Linked DNA regions of Mus musculus: region 1 is linked to region 2. A link is a loop called in an ENCODE intact Hi-C map of the cell type or tissue named here. Cell type or tissue: left cerebral cortex. All regions are shown on one strand. Links, peaks and the distances in the headings refer to the core of each region. The heading gives the core; the rest is flanking DNA.

What was found. A loop is a pair of places that touch in the nucleus more often than their neighbours do. Peaks named below come from ENCODE experiments on the same cell type or tissue, not always from the same donor. Only the 100,000 strongest peaks of a DNase experiment are listed, where the experiment ranks them.
Region 1: a loop joins it to region 2, with 2.5 times the contacts of the local background. A loop is called at or near these places in 4 of 42 quality-filtered maps.

Annotation. Positions count from the first base shown.
Region 1 is chr14:48,139,987-48,148,326 of GRCm38, reverse strand. The region is part of intron 1 of Peli2 (pellino 2); the gene reads right to left. Among named protein-coding and RNA genes, the nearest start is that of Peli2, 23 kb to the right of the region's middle. In left cerebral cortex, for the core only: a CTCF peak has its summit at 438 (motif pointing right); DNase peaks (open chromatin) are centred at 523 and 3,805.
Region 2 is chr14:48,195,054-48,203,393 of GRCm38, reverse strand. The region is part of intron 2 of Peli2 (pellino 2); the gene reads right to left. It also overlaps the pseudogene Gm6498. Among named protein-coding and RNA genes, the nearest start is that of Gm52144, 6.7 kb to the left of the region's middle. In left cerebral cortex, for the core only: a CTCF peak has its summit at 446 (motif pointing left); a DNase peak (open chromatin) is centred at 3,556.

The DNA.
Region 1 (8,340 bases), core at 233-8,232, 55 kb after region 2:
AATTATGGAGCCAATAAGACCGTACACTCCATAAGGCACAATAGCTTTGAGGGGAGGGCAGTTTGTCAGTTTCTACGGATGTTAACCACAGACTTACTGTAAGATTCAAGTAATTTGCTACTAAGAACCTACCAAAGAAAAATCAAAACAAGCCAATATCCATTAACTGGAAAATGGATTATGTGACCATCACCTGGTCAATGGCTAAACCAAATGTGGTATACCCACACCAGAGTACGTGGATATAAAACAGAATGTTACGTACTGTAACATGAAGGGACACTGAGACTCTAAGCTCAGTGGCAGAAGCCAGGCACAAATGACTCCCTACTGAATGATCCAATTCAAATGAAATTTTCTAAAAAGGGCAAAATTATATATAGAGAAAAACAGTTGCCCAGAATCCGGCAGGGAATGGAAATTAACCACAAACTGCCAGGAGGGGGCGCTGAGGGTGCTCAGGGCTCTACTGGTGGACAGTGTCAATGGAACTATACACTGAGTGGGTGAGGACTGGTGGCGTGTATCCCCAACCCTAAAGTTCTCTCTCTGTATTAGTGATACTGAACCATCTGTGCCGTGAGCATGCGCTTAGATGTGTGACATGTCCTTCCCTGCTGCTCCATCTTTTTGCTCCAACAGCAAAGCTAGTAGCATCTCCTATACCACATATGGTAGGTACCCTGTACCTCCAGTCCATCGGGGGATGCATCCTTTGGGACTGGTGGACTAGGACCCTTCTCTAATGAACCGATGCTTTGCCAGCAGGAGGGACTCATGAGAATACTCTTGGGGAAGCATGGGGTGTTTTCCTCTTCAGTGCCCTGACTTGACTGACTTCCAATTGAAATGGAGCAAGTGAATCTCTCATCATCCAACACCAAGAACCTAACTGAGGTAGGTTATATAGATGACCCATTTGGGACAACAGAAGGACATGAGAAAACCATGCTATACTATACAAAACCCAAGACAACAGTGGCTTCAAGACAGAGCCACAAGAGGGAAGAGACATCCCATAGCAGCCGCAGCAGGCCAGACGCAAGCCACCAGTCAACACAGAATGCTCTACTGCAGATTAGACTTTTTTTTTTTAGCCAAACAATGTCATTTACCACATTAAATTGACAGATCCAAGTTTACCCAATTTTGTAGTTTTGTATTTCATTACACTAGTTTTTCTGTAGTAGCAAAAGAAAGACAACCTAGTTTCTGGCTTCTATAAACCTAAGCAGTGTTATTAAAAAAAAAAAAAAAGGAAAACAAGAAAAAAGGATTCTACCTCAACATTGAGGAGACTCAATATCTTTTCACTTTGGAAGAGAAAATATGAAAACAGAAAGTGCATATGCTACGGTTTTTTACCACTCTGTCAAACATCTGGGGCAACACATTCCGACTCACGTCTTCAGAGGCTTCAGTGCATGGTTTCCTGCTACCAGGTCTTCAGGTTCATAGCAAGGCATGAGTATCATGGCGGTAGGCACGTGGTAGGGAGAGCTGAACACTTAACAGCAGCCAGAAGTTGCACAGGACAACACAATCCTTTCCAAAGCACATTCAGAAACCTATGTCACCTACACGGGCCTCACTCCACTTCTTGCGTTCACCATCTGCCAATAATGGCCACCATACTATGAATCCATAAGTAGTTATTCCCACCAATGATGTCACAGCTGACAGGGCCCAATCACCTCTCAGGAACTGGATCCACAGCTGCAGGCCAAACCTCAGTATATGAGCCCCTAGGAGCATCATATCTAGATGGTGATGTTCACTAGGATATATACTCTTCAACAGCAAAGCCTTTCCTCTCAATAGACCCAGTGCAAGGCAAAGTAGACACCCTGGCCAGACACTTGGGCAAATGTGTATTCTCCTGCTACTCTTAAAAAAAAAAAAAAAACAAGCGCTGGGCGTGGTGGCGCACACCTTTAATCCCAGCACTTGGGAGGCAGAGGCAGGTGGATTTCTAAGTTCGAGCCCAGGCTGGTCTGCAAAGTGATTTCTAGGACAGCCAGGGCTATACAGAGTAACCCTGTCTCGAGAAAAAAAAAACAAACCCAAACAAACAAACAAACAAAAAAACCCAAGCATGCAAATCTCCACTATCTAATACTGACATTGCCCTCAGCAAACCTTTCACCTATCCTGAAGCTTGAAACTTGGGTGAGCTGGATTAAAAACTAACCAAAGCAGAACTGCCAGAGGGAGCCATAGAAGAAGCAGGCGGCAAACGCGTCAGTAGTCTTAACCTAACCCTCAGCTCTTGTCTCTATATCCTTCCATGTTGGGTTTTTCACTTTGTTCTTGTCTCTTAATGGAAACGCTGGCAAAGGCTAAAACTAGTGATAATAACACATCAGGATGGGAGGCCTTTCTCACTCTGCCCACCTGACAGACGGTCACTAAGCACTAGCTGCTGGGCCTGGAGCTGCATGAGACAGAGACACAACAAACCAAGTCGTAAATTACAAATAAGCGTTTCTCTCATAAACTGTTTCATGTACGTGCTATAGAACCACCCTGATAGAACCCTGACTCGCAAAGCTGGAAAGCCTTCCAAGAGCAACTGACGGTTTCCTGAAGATAAAATCCCACCTGTTGACAGTTCAAATCTGTCCTATGTCACAGATCTGGAGTTGGGGTTCAGCCAGGCCAGTCGCCATCTTGACACAGGCCAACCAACTCCTTGAAAGATGTGTGGTATATCTCCCACTGGTTCTCTTGCTCCAGTTCAGTCTTCAATAATTCAATGAATTGAGTAAGTAAATATACTGTTACTCATTCTTAAAAGTCAGTTTCAAGCAAAGGAAAGGAGGATGCTAAAATGTACCTTATGGTATCAGACTGGAGTCAGAGAGAGGAATATGTCGATATGTAAACACATACACAAACACACAGATAAATATAGGTATGTATATAGCATATGTGTATGTATATATTCATGTATTGTGTAAGTATATGTGCATGCATACATATACTGGGTAGTGTGTGTGTGTGTGTGTTTCCCAGAAGAAACTGAAAGGATCTAGAGGAGCAATGACCTGTCTGAACATCCAACTACACTCTCTGGATATTATGATTCTTCAATAAGAAATACACTATATTTCAGGGACAGAGTGGGTGAAATATGGACGAGCTGGAGACACCTTGGAGTGCCACAACAGAAGACGCACACAGAAGATGGGGCATGTCAGCAGGGGGGCGGGGCCAACCCCAAGTTTGCTAACAGCCAAAGCTGAAGCAATCTGAAAAGTGGGGAATATTATGGGGGTCGGAGTACATATTTTAGATTGCAACCATGGAAAGTAAATATTAACTCAATTTTCAAATATACTACTGAATAAGGACATATCTAGAGGAGATGGAACAGCCCCTCCCTCCTCACAGAATTAAAATGAGTGAATATGAAAGGAGGAGAAATCACCACTAGGCAAACACCTTGGTAATCAGAAACTGTCCCTGGTAAAATCCACTGACAGATGCTAAATTCAGTGAGAGAAAGATAAGGAGAAACACAAAAAAGTCCATTTGGGGATGTCTTCCCAAGACATTTATCTATTACAGAGGGCAAACAGTAAGTTTACAGCAAAGCTAAGCAGCCATCGCCTTACCCGAGGCCAGGGTTAGACACTCCATCACTTACTATCCCGACTCACCATCAACTTACGGTATCTGTGGACTTCGTGAGGCCCTGCCACTGGTTGGTGCTCACCGAAAGCCTTGGTAGAGCCGGCTAAAGAATCCTCCGAGCTGCTGGGGAGTGCAGAGCTGACCAGTGATAGATCCTGGCAGCCGGGCCTGCACCAGAGCCAAGGCAGAGGACACGGAGGACGACGCGTGGGATGCATGAGGAGTCTGCAGATTGGGCTCTGGGGTGTCTCATCGCCTGGTTTGGAATTACTCAGTAGTTATAAACACTGATAATGCGAAAGGAAGCTGCGTAAAGGGTGTACACAAAATCTTTGTACTGTATTTACGATGTCTATGCAGGATTTAACTTATTCCAAAACAAAAAGAAAAAAAGACTTGCTATCCAAAGAGATCTAAATCTGGCTGAGTATTTTTGAAGTGGTAAAAACAGCAAGGCTACGTGTATCTATTTTCATTAAACATAAATATTACAAACAGCAACTCTTAGTGCTTTTTCAAAAGCTATGTCATGATTTCATCTTCTTTGCACATGTGTTACATACACATGTGCACATACATGTTCGTGTGCGCGGTGCAGGGGGGCTCATGCCACAGTGCATGTGTCAAAGTCAGGTGTGGGCCCTTGCCTTCCATCTGCTCTGAGGCGGGTTCTCTTGTTCACAGCTTCACACACCAGGTTGCTGACAACTTGAGGCTTTCCAGCTCTTTGAAGAACCTGTGGAATTACAGATGTGCCCTACCAGGCCGGGCTTTTGGAAGCCCTCATGATAAACCCAAAGAGTTACCATCACAGACCTAGCAACCTTGTGATTTAAAATGAAAAAGAGCCGTACTGATTGGGTCGGGGTGGGGGGTGGACAGAACAGAGAATTCTGCAACAACAACAACCATATGCAATTGTGTCCTAGTGTGCACTTGGGTATTCAAAGAGAAACAAACAGAAGCCATCCATTCACTAGATATTTAACGAGCCCCTATCAAGCCCCTCCAACTCTCAGACACTGATACTACAGTGACTCAGTCCCTAAGGTCACCAAGCTCATTCAGTGAAAAAGACAAAGACCAAGCAAGCAAATACAAAAGAAATCACTCCAGAGGCTTTGATAGAAACCACTACGGGACAAGGGACAGGACAGCAGAGCTCATACACCAGACTGCCTGGAAGCCCCGGCCATGTGAGCAAACTTGATTCAATTTCCTGAAAGGGCCCCAGGGGCTGCAGTGAAGGCATCTCTGTGGCAGAAAGAAGCCATCAGCAGCCAGGGGTGGGGGTGGGGGGGTTGCTGCCAAGAGCAGGGGCTCTGAGGGGCTGTAGCCAGGGGAGCCCCAGCCAAGAGCAGGGGCTCTGAGGGGCTGTAGCCAGGGGAGCCCCAGCCAAGAGCAGGGGCTCTGAGGGGCTGACAGATCCTTTACATGGTTTGTACGTCCTGAGTCTTCAGGAATGAATACATTAAAGCGTATTTAAGAAGTAATGATTAGTATAAGACATTAGGAACACCTCAGTTTTCCACAGCTGTACCGATTCATCAATGCTGTGATCTCTTGCTGCCGCTCTTCATTTCTCGTAGCAGATACATGACAAAACAGAACATGATCTCATTTTCAAATTGGGGGGGGGACTGGAGAGAGGACTTTATAAGAAAAACACTTGGGAATTTTCGAAAGTCAAATAGCTCTAGGTTAGGGTCAGAGGTCACAGAAATAGTCACAGAAATAGTCATCCCTAACCCTTAAATTCCTCGTTCTCCGACGAGTTAGAACTGCACAGCGCTGTCCAAGGGTCATTAATGGTAAACGAGAGAGCAATGGCAGGCAGGTTTGGAAGGTCCTGCTGACCGCCCACGTTCTCACACAGCTCCGTGGGTAACACCAATATCTGTTAGAGATCACAGCATGCAGGATGGCCCATTTTCCTCTGATGTTTCTAAGTAAGTGGCCCACCTGTTGTTTACGCATTTGATCAGCAGTAACATTTGTTGTATCTTGTGTTATTTAGAGACAATGTCTTGGGTGTCCCAGGTTGACACCAATGTATATAAAAAAAAAAAAAGTAAATCTTTAAAAAAAGAAAAAAAGAGAGAAACTGATTCTGTAGAGGAGGATGACTTTGAACCTGATCTCCTTGCCTCCAACTCCCAAGTGCTATGATTGTAGGCAGGTGGCACCATGCCTAGTTTTTTGTGGTGCCAGATATGGGACCAAGGGTTTCTTCTAGGCAAAGACTCTTCCACCTGAACTACAAGTCCAGCCATTTCTTTGGACTTTAAAGGATAAGAAACCATTTTAAAGGTAAAACATGGACCAATGTCATCACCTGCTCATGAGCTCACAACTGTTCCTTCAAACGTTTCTTAAAGGAGGGATTGGTGTGTTCTAGCCATCGTATAGTAAAGTTTGGTGCTCATGAAAGAACTCCTCACACCTGGAAAGGACCAGGATGGTCCAGATGATGCAGTCTGCATCTGCTTAAGCTTTGCTGGTGCCTAAGTAGGATGCTACAAAAGATGTTCCTTGGAATGAAATGCCTGAAATCTTGAGATGCAGTCCATGAAACAAATCAGCCCCTCAACACTGGGGAGGCCTCAGGAGTACAGCAGAAAAAAGACAATGTGCCCGCCAGCCGCTTAGATGCCCGCCATGCCTGTCTCCCTAGTCCTCTGATCCACATGGTGCCTGAGGAGTGTTAAACATCTTCATTATGAATCAAGTGATCAAGTTACACTTTCACCTCGGCAGAAGCCAGGACTCAGGGCAAACAGCTCTGGACAACGCAACGGCAACACTTGCCTGCCAGCCTGAGCCTGCGTTCCAAGCCAGCTCACATATTACTGACTTCATCCTTTCTTGGGTTAGTAGGACAACTGGACAACAAGGTGCCTGGGGAAACAGCAGAAATCAGTGCTCAGCGGCTGGGCTAGCAGAGCCCTGGACTCCAGAGTCTGCCCTATCCTCTTGGCCTTCTTCTATGTGCCTTTGAATGAAGTGAGATTGCCTCGTACCAAGTCAACCTCTATCGTCGGTTCACTTCCTCCCATGAGGACTAGGGTCTCTCACCATCCATTTTCCTTCAAGTACCATTAAATCAGGATTGCGAACAATACACTTCTGGCCCTTGCAGGCCTCACTGCTGTCTTTCCATGCTGGTGTCCAACAAGGAAGGACCAAACATCACCCCCAAAAGTCCGTTTCAAAGGTTTGCTAAGTTCATCTACCTTCCCTTTCAGGCACCACCACAAAGGCAACCTGGAATGGCAAGCTATGATGCTGCTGCTCTTACTGCTGCTTTGGCCATTTTTGAAAACTGTGTGTGGCTATTTCAATCAGTTTCACTTAAGGCAACATTGGTGTTATTTGTTGCATATTAAGTAAATAACAACAAGTGGAGGGTCAAGTTGGTTTTGGATAGAGCAGGTTAAGAAAATAATCCCAAGTTTCCACAGACATTCATCAGAGAACACATCAGCTCTAACACATTACAAAGCTTCTCACTCAAGTGAGGGGCTCATCTCTGAACTGGGCATGTTCCAGGAACGGGGCATAATTTGGTCATAACCAGCATGTTCCATGTGTGAGGGAGAAAGACAGCCATTAATTTCTGATGAAAGTCGATTTCGAGAGCTAGGACACACCCCACGCCAAGACTGCGCCTCCAATGCCAGAATCTGGCCCCTCCTTTAGTAAAGCCAGTTTGTGCCAAGTGTTTCAGGAAAGGAATGGATGCTACCTGTGAGCATCCTTCACACAGCATGGGAGGCCGTCATCAGGACTTCTGGTCCCAGCATTTTTGGTGCCATCTCACTGGGTACAGGAATCATATATTTAGAAAATTAGCTTTAAAACTATTTCTGTGACAGAGAGAAGAACAGCCAACACCCCAAAAAGAAAAGACAGGGGAGGAGCAAACCAAAGCCTAAGTGGACGTGTGCATGAAAAGGCCCTCAGGCTTAGAAGTCCCTAAGGAAGCATCCTCCTGCAGCAGATGGGAACAAGTACACAGACCCACAACCAGGAGCCATGCAGAGAGAGAGACCCTGGAACCCTTAGTCCTAAACAGGAGGACGTCTCCACCAAACCCCTCCCCTCAGAATTCAGTGGAAAGGAGGCAGAGAGGGTCTAAGAGGATGGAGAACACCAAGAAAACAAGAACCCGCAGAGACTGAGGCAGCGTGCGTGCACAAGGCCTGCAAGACAGGTCTGCACCAGGCCCTCTGCAGAGCTATCATGGCTTCCAATTTAGTGTTTCTATGGATTCCCAAGTACATGAACAAGTGGGTCTCTGATGCTTGTGCCTCCTCCTCAGCCCATTTCCTTCTGCTTGTTCTGCCCAACTCTGCACCGACATATGCGTGCCACAGGCTAACCCACTGCACTACTGTACCACGGGCACTATTGGGACTCCGTTTTGTCCAAGTCTGATGTGTTAAGTTTTTTGTTTTATCTTATTACATTTTATTCTATTTTATCATTATCCCTTAGAAGTCTGTCTGTTTTCTAATGAGAAAGGGAGTAGATCAGGGGGAGGGGGAGGAGAGGAAAACACAATCAGGATATATTATTTGCAGGGGTGGGGGGCAGAATCTATTTTCAATGAAAGGCATGTGTGTGACGTGTGTGTGTGTGTGTGTGTGTGTGTGTGTGTGTGTGTGTGTGTGTCACTCTAAGACTTAAAAATAAGCTCCGTGA
Region 2 (8,340 bases), core at 154-8,153:
GTGGCTCAGTTGGTACAGCAGTTGGTGTGTAAGACTGAGGGCTTGAATCTGATCCTCCACATCCATATAGAAAGCCAGGCATGATGATGCACCTCTATTATCCCAGCACTAGAGAAGCAGAGACAGAAGCACCCCTGGGCTCACTGGCCAGCCAGCCCAGCTGACCCCATGAGCTCCAGGTTAGTAAGATTAAAAAAAAAAAAAAAGTTTTAAAAAATGAAAGGAGAGTGACTGAGGAAGACAGCTGAAGTTGACCTCAACCCCCTTACAGGACGAGAGCAAAGATACAGACATGCAGATGAACACATGTACATTCACGTGCACACACACTAAGACACACTAATCTGGAAAGCAAGGATGGCTGTCTTCTACCTGCCTACTGGGGAGCCCCCAGCCATGTGAAAAGACCACAAAGCCTTGGCTTCCAATACACTCAGCCATACCCCCACACTGCCCTCTGGTGAGGTGGTGTATTACTATGGCGACAGCCACCAGCTTTTTCTTCCCTATGCCTCTGTGCTCATGAACAGGGTCTAGCCTGTGGGACACAATTCCTAGTGCATAAACACACTTCTGAAGAGACGACAAAGGGCAACAGCGAGTGCCGGATCAAAGATCTGATTCAACGTCACCATGGTGCCAAGTGAGGCTGTGGCAGACTGTGATTCATGAATGGCAGACACCGATGTCTTGAAGCTTCAGTGAAAAGCTGGGAATCATTACTGAAACCTCTGTCTGGGTCGCCAGCTAACCGTGTCTGTGGCTGTTAATCTAAGATGTCAGCGGAACAGTCAACGTCTGACTGACATCCCCACGTGAGAACGGAGCCTACAAGCCAGCAGAGTCACATCCTGTTCCTGCCATTCTGCAGTCCAGCTGTGCTGGGTTTCCTGAACCGTCTCTCTCAGAGCTGTCTTACTCTCGCCAAAGCACCTTGCGCCCTGTGAGGCCTCCTCAATGCCATACTGTCACTTACCACAGAACTGCCAAGGTCTGCTTCTGCATTCTGCAGCGTACTGGTACTATGTGTACTTGTGCACATGAAAGTACACTGGATGCCCTACCAGTGGCATACAGCTACCTTCTAGGGGCAGAGGTCACTGTGCCACTTCATCCCCCAACCCCCACTCTTCTGTCACAAACAGCTAGCACTGAGTTCAGTCCCCTCTAGGACATGCAAGTTTCTTCCTGCCAGTGGAACAGGGCAGAGAAAAGCCACCTCTTAGCACTTACTCTGCTCAGGGGACAGTCTGAGGGGAGGAGGAACTGAAGGTAAGGCTGGTCTACCAAGCCGACCACCGCGCATGCGAGGCTACTACCTACAATAGCCCCTCACCACGGCAACCCAACATCCCAATGAATTCACAGGAAAACCAGCATCGTTTCTTCTCCCACACCTACCTCTAAGGCCTGTCAAGAGCCACAGAGGTCTCAAGACCTCCTAGCCTCCTCTGCATCCCTCAGCCCTAGCCTCCGTGCCTCAGAGCCACAGACCTCTCAACAAGGAGAATCCAAGACCAATTTCCCAGCCTTGAATTAAGCTGAAAATTATTTCCCAGTGGGCCCCAATTGACATCTATGAGCTTTACTGAATTATGTCTCAGGGACACTAGGAAAAGCCTTGCAAATGGTTTTGAAAATTAACACTACATTAGGTCATGTTTGTCATCCAGCAAACTGATACATTCCTCGGGAGAAAACCAGCCGAGCCAACCTGAGTTTCTGTTATCAGCACTGCTCGCTCTCAGCCCTCTCTTGCTCTCCCAATCTCTCTCTGTCGCTGACCTATGAACCTTAACCCCAACACATCTGTGTCCCTGAATCCTAAAACCACCACCACTGCAACCAACAGTCCACACAGCCATCAGCCCCTGCCTCTTGTCCAAGTGTTTTCTGCAAACAGTGGTTTTCCCCCTTCACTCCTCCCGTCCCCCGTGGAAAGTGACGTAAACTGGCTGGTGGGCATGTCTTCGCTTCTAAACACTTACACAGCGCTGCCTGGTAAATGTTCTCCTCACTGGGTTTTGAACAGGCCAGCCTCTTTCTGGATCTCCTTCGGCATCTACTGTGCAAACTGTATATAGATGCAAAACAGAACTACAAGAATTTCTGGGATCGGAACTGTGATCTCATCCACACACAGTGGAAAAGGCAAGCTATTTTTTGTCGGAAACTTTTCTGTCTCCTGGGTGGGAAAGATGAAGCAATTATTGTCAACCTAAAGCTCTGGGCTGAGGCTTCTGCTACTCACTTGAGACCAAAAAGTGACAAAGACATCAGGCTAGCCCAAAAAAGTGCCTCCTGACCTGGCTGCTACCTGACTCTCATGAAGGTCTACTGCCTCAGCTGGCCACTGGCCTCAAATGGACTCTCCCTTAGCTAAGACTGAGGACCTCCCTTCCGCAGCAGGCTGTGGGTGTGCCCAGCCTCTGGACATGTGCCTGGCCTGTCCCTTCATATCCAGTCTCTAGGAGGTAAGTCAGCTACTGAAAGAAGACTGAAGAGTTCTGAGCCCAAATGATCTCCACAGCTGGTTCATCCTGCTGTACTCATGTGGCAGGAGTATAGCTTCCTGCAAGACTGTGACCTCGGGTCACAAGCGCCTCCCTTAGAAGGACACACAGTTCAGTGCTAGGGAGTTCTAGGTATGCTCAACAACAACAATAACAACAACAACACAACCCTGCCCATCACCTCACCTACCTTAGATGTCTTCTACAATCTGGAGCTCAGCCGGGAAGGACAAAGGCAGAAGGGAAGATGCCTGTGGCAGATGGCATCTGTGTCAGGGCTCCTAAGACTTGGTGATTTACTCCAAGTCTGGCCTGGCAGGAGAGTTCAGACAGAAATGGTGACACTTTCAAAATGATAAAAGTGATGCACAGACCAGCTGTGAAAAGCAAGCAACACAGAGCGGGATGAAAATCAGTCCCTGGCCCTGGTCTGCAGGCGCTGGCCCCGGACTGCAGATACTGACCCTGCACCGCAGACACTGGCCCTGCACTGCAGATGCTGGCCCCCGGACGGCAGACGCTGGCTCTGGACTGGAGACGCTGACTCCAAACTGCAGACACTGACCCAGCACTACAGATGCTGGCCCTAGAATGCAGATGCTGGCCCCAGACTGCAAACTCTGGGCTTGGAGGACAGACACTGGCTTCAGACTGCAGACACTGGCCCTGCACTGCAGATGCTGGCTCTGTACTACAGACGCTGGACCCAGACTGCAGAGGCTGCCCCCAGATTGGCTTGGGACACATCTTACCATCCTGAGCAGCATCTCTGTCCCGTTTCTCCCACCTTGCTCTTTTTCTTTGATGATGTTTGCCCCCATCTAGTTCTACAATGCGCTGCACTCTGAACAGAGCCCACATAGGACTGCTCCGGGCACATACCAGGCTCTAGATCTTTTCTGCTAACAGATGAAGGCCAGCCTGCTCAACATCACACTTCTCCTAGGAGAAAGCCAATGTTTGCATTTGTAGGGATTTTAGTTTGGTTTGCAGAGATTTTTTTCCCCTTGTAAGAAAGAAAGCACTGTGGATATGAAGTTCACTGGTAGAGCTCTTGTCTAACATTTACAAGGCACCCTAGTTCTCCAAGGAGAAAGAGGATGACGAGCAATAACCAAACTAGATCTCGAATGAAAACATTAAAAAAGCTTGTACCCCACTGCTGGCTCGGAATCCAGTCATCTGGCAACCCTGCCCATGGAAAATAACAAACGCAGAACAACACATAGTTAATACTCTAACAACATGTCTCTAGCTTTGATGTGCCAAATGTCTTCCTATTTATATTTACTCATCTATTTATATCCTGAAATTAGGACTTCTACTTCAATTCTAAGGACTACAATTGGAGCTACAAATACAGACAGCATGCTCCCTGTGTTAACATTGATTGTACCTGTGGATATGCACTATACCAAAGGTAAGTGGCGTCATAAGAGGTACCTAGGAAGCACCACAGGCACCTTTAACACGACCTTGGTGTGGAGGAACAGTGGTCACTGCAAAGCAGGCTTCACAGGTGACAGACTGTACAACAAGGCTCAGAGGTCTCCTTACGACCCGAGCACCCACCGTTCTGCATCTTCCCCGCTGCTGTACTAAATGAGTCATGACTGGCAGGGAACGCTGCGGAAGTGGTTCAGTTGGTAAAGTGCTTCCTACACAAGGTCCGTTCTGCCCTTACAACCCCTGCACGACAAGAGTGCTCTCAATTGCTTTGAGGAAGACACCCAGTGTCGATGTCTGGCATGCGTGGATACGCACAGATGGGCCTGGTGTGGTACATGTTGTAATCCGAGCACTTGAGAGGCTAAGGCCGGAGCTGTTCCACGGAGGCCAAGAGCATGGGTCGCCACAGTGAAAGCCCATCTCAAAACAAAATGAAACAAACCACTGATGGGCTAAAAGAGGTTTCGAACAGCTTGCAGCTTAGAAAAATCAAGTTATTCCACAGGGTAAAGGTCAAACACAAAAGCTGGATCCACCTTTACTTCAAAACCAATTTCATCCTCTCGGAAAATCCAATCTTAAATCCTGCAGCTGTTTCTCCTGCTAATTACTTCTGTGTTCCTAGACAGCACTCTTCCAGACTGCACCCCACCGACTGACTGTTCTCGTCTCTCCCCTCTGTGCCCCATCCCCAACTCTGCATGCAAATGCTTCTCTGTATTCTTCCAGTGGGTTTGTACTATATAGCTGTTGGTTGTCAATATCCATCATAGCATTATTTATTTATCTTACTGTATTATATCAAGGCCACATTCCGCAGTGAATAATGATTACATTTTTCTCTACCCAATTATTACTTTTCCCTAGAGTTTGGCTAGCTTTCAGTTTCTATATAATCCTGACTCTCTAAAAATATTAATGCTCTCAATATAGTCATTAGACAGTCCATTGGTTCTGGGTGGTTTTGCTTTTGAACTCCCGCTTGTAAACAAATCACTGGGCAAACTGCCCAATCTTGCACTATGTCCTCTGGCCTGCTTGCCAGCTGTTATCCTGACTCCCTCTTTATCTCCATCAGAAGTCCTTTTCTCCCCTCCTCCCCTGTGGGATTACTTCCTGGATTCAAGGGACTCGTCCTATTTACTCCTTAGGTAAAACCTGTCTTCTGGTAACTTCGGATGTGTTCTGGCAGCTCCTGGTGTCCCCACGTTTGGTATTCTGAGTTTCAGGCTATGGCTTGATGAGGCTCTTTCCTTCCATTCCTGGTGGGCCCTCATTATGTCATCCAATTTTATCCCATTACTACGTAGCTCCTCTCCTTCCCATCTGCTCCGAGATTCACATTTCTTTGACATGACCCTTCCCTGGTGAAGCATTATTTTATTTTTTTCTCTTTTCTTTCCATGACTTCACTTGTGATAATAATTCTATTTATTAATTGCGAATTTCATAAAATACATTTCTATCATAATTTCATATTCAATTCCCCTCCCCGACTCTTTTCAGATCCAGTCCCCAATCCATATCCATTCAGCCCCCTGCTTTCCTGGATTATTTTTCTGCTCTTTAAAAATCTATCCAGCTCAATTAGTACTAGGGTGTGTGGTCATCAATGGAGCTCGTTCCACTCACCAGGGGCCACGCCCTAAAGAAAGCCAACTCTTCCCCTTCCAGAAGCCATTAATTATCAAGAGTTCCTCAGCAGGGGCTGGGGACTCTCCGCCTTACACAGGCCTTGTGCGTGCTGTCATAATCTATGGCTACACATGTTCAAGTGCCCTGTCTTGTCTCCAGCTCTTACAGTCCCTCTGGGGCATTTCTCTCTGAAATGATCCCTGAATCTCAGGAGGGTGGGGAGGGGCGTGTGCTTCAGGCATCCCCTGTGGGGCTGAGCACGCACCCAGGCTGGTGGCTGAGTCTCTGTGCCAACTGCCATCTATCCAAGAGGAAGTGTCCCTGATGAGGTCACCACAAGTCTGTTTAGTACATTACGTCATCGTCCACTCTATTCTTCACCCCAGGAAGTATTTCAAACTTTATTTTCCAAACTTTTACTCATTGGTCCTGATGCTGGTATACTGTTTCTGCCAGACATGTATTTCGAAAACCCTGAAACGACAAGGTTTTAAAAACAAGGCCGAAAATCCCGTGTACCCGTACCAATTGTGCACACCTCTTCATATCGTCTCACTTTTTATGTGTGCCCCTCCCTTCTTCTCTGGCTAATGTGAGCTGTGACATTTCACTCCCAAATACCGATGGCTGTTTCCAAAAATAAGGATAATTACCACAGTAAAGAAATTTAAAATGAGTCTCGGTCTGATGGTGAGCATTGCAGTCCTGACACTGGGAAATGCCTGTTGCTCCTGACTGCTACAGCAACTTCTGAGCTCTGTGGAGCCAGTCCCAGCCTGAGTGAGGGCTCTCCCTGATCTCTTCCCCACCAGCCTTTTAAACGGTTTGGCAGGCATCCAATTCCTGGCATTAAACCCTTTCTGTTTTATATATTCAGATCCTTAGTTCCGAAACAATATATTCTCAAAACCTCTCTATGTTCTTTAAAACCACTGACAAATTCCAAACAGCTTTCTTCCTCGTGTGTTCCATCTGTGTTTACCATACCATATATTAAAAATTTTAAATTAAATAACATTAATTCACTTAAAATGACATTATTATAAAATACTTTATGAAATAAAATCCTCTATTTCACATGATAAGAGAAAAATTTCCTGGGAAGAATGACATCTTCATGCCTGGCTGGGCTCTCCTTTTCTTTCTGCAAGCAATCTGTCATGAGCCATTGATCTGGTTAAGTCTACAAAGGAGATTCAGCCTTACTTGGATATGTAGATGGAAAGTGGGTAACTGCTTAACAGCCTTCACAGCTAACTGCAGACACATGTATGATACTACATGACTAACTGCAGACACATGTATGATACTATATGACTAACCGCAGACACATGTATGATACTATACACCTAACTGCAGATACATGTACGATACTACATGACTAACTGCAGATACATGTATAATACTACACAGTTAACTGCAGACACATGTATGATACTACACATCTAACTACAGACACATATGTAATACTACACAGTTAACTGCAGACACATATAATACTGCACAGCTAACTGAAGACACATCTATGATACTGCACAGCTAATTGCAAACATGTATACAATACTGCACAGCTAATGCAGGCATGTATATGATACCGAACAGCTAAAACAAACATGTATATGATACTGCACAGCTAACTGCAGATATGTATAGGATACTGCACAGCGAATACAGACATGTATAGGATACTGCACAGCTAACTGCAGCCATGTACATGATACAACACTCAAATCTGACAATGGATCATTTCTTAAAGGTTAGTTGCAATGTAGAATCTGAAACTATATCCGATGCTCTTAAGTCAAGCACACGAAAGCCTGTTGTCTAGCTTAACGTACTGAATATCTTTTAACTATTTGTGTGCAGCGGTTAGTGTGCATTGTCAACTTGGCACAATATAGAACCACCTGCAGAGAAAATCTCAGAGACTGTCTAGAACAGGTTGTCCTGCGGACATATCTTTGAAGTAGTGTCTTGATGACATTAATTGATGTGCAAAGACCCCAACCACTGTTGGTGGAACCAGTCCGTGGGTTTGGGTTCTCAGCTATTCGAGTGGAGGATGCATACTCTGTACTAAGAACAGTCATTTCCCCCTGCTTTGGGCTGTGGGTGTGATGTGACATCCCGGAAATGACGGCCTGTAGCTAGGCTTGGAATAAGTAAGCCCTTTCTCCCTTGGGGTTGCTTCCAGGTTTGGGGGGGGGGGTGTTGTTTTTTTGTTTTGTTTTGTTTTGTTTTTTGTTTTTTTGGCTTTTGTTTCTGTCTTCTATCTCAGGAACAGAAGAGAAGCTAAAGCTATCTCCAGAGCATCGTGTGCTGGTCATCCGGAGTCCCCTTAGGTCGTGTAGATTTTTCAAACCACTGAGCCATCTTTCCAGCCAGTGAGCAATCTTAAGCCCCGGAAACCATCAAGTCTTAGCAGATTGGAGTTTTCTAAAATCCTAGCTTTGCATAAAAACTGATAACTAATACGTTTTACTAATTTCTTTCAAAAATGGCTGCCAACTATCCAAGTGGCAAGAAGCATGCTTATATGTGTTTCTTAAGACAAAAACACTTTCCAAGGAAAATGGTCAGTTCGGTTTGCAAAAAAAAAAAAAAAAAAACTACAGAAATGTTCTTCTTAAAACTATTACACTTTGGTATAGCACAAGCTTTATATACACACTTCTCATTTCATCATGTGTGTCCTTAACAGGAAAAAGTTTAATTTTAAAAAGTTTACTGCCTTAGCAAGTGG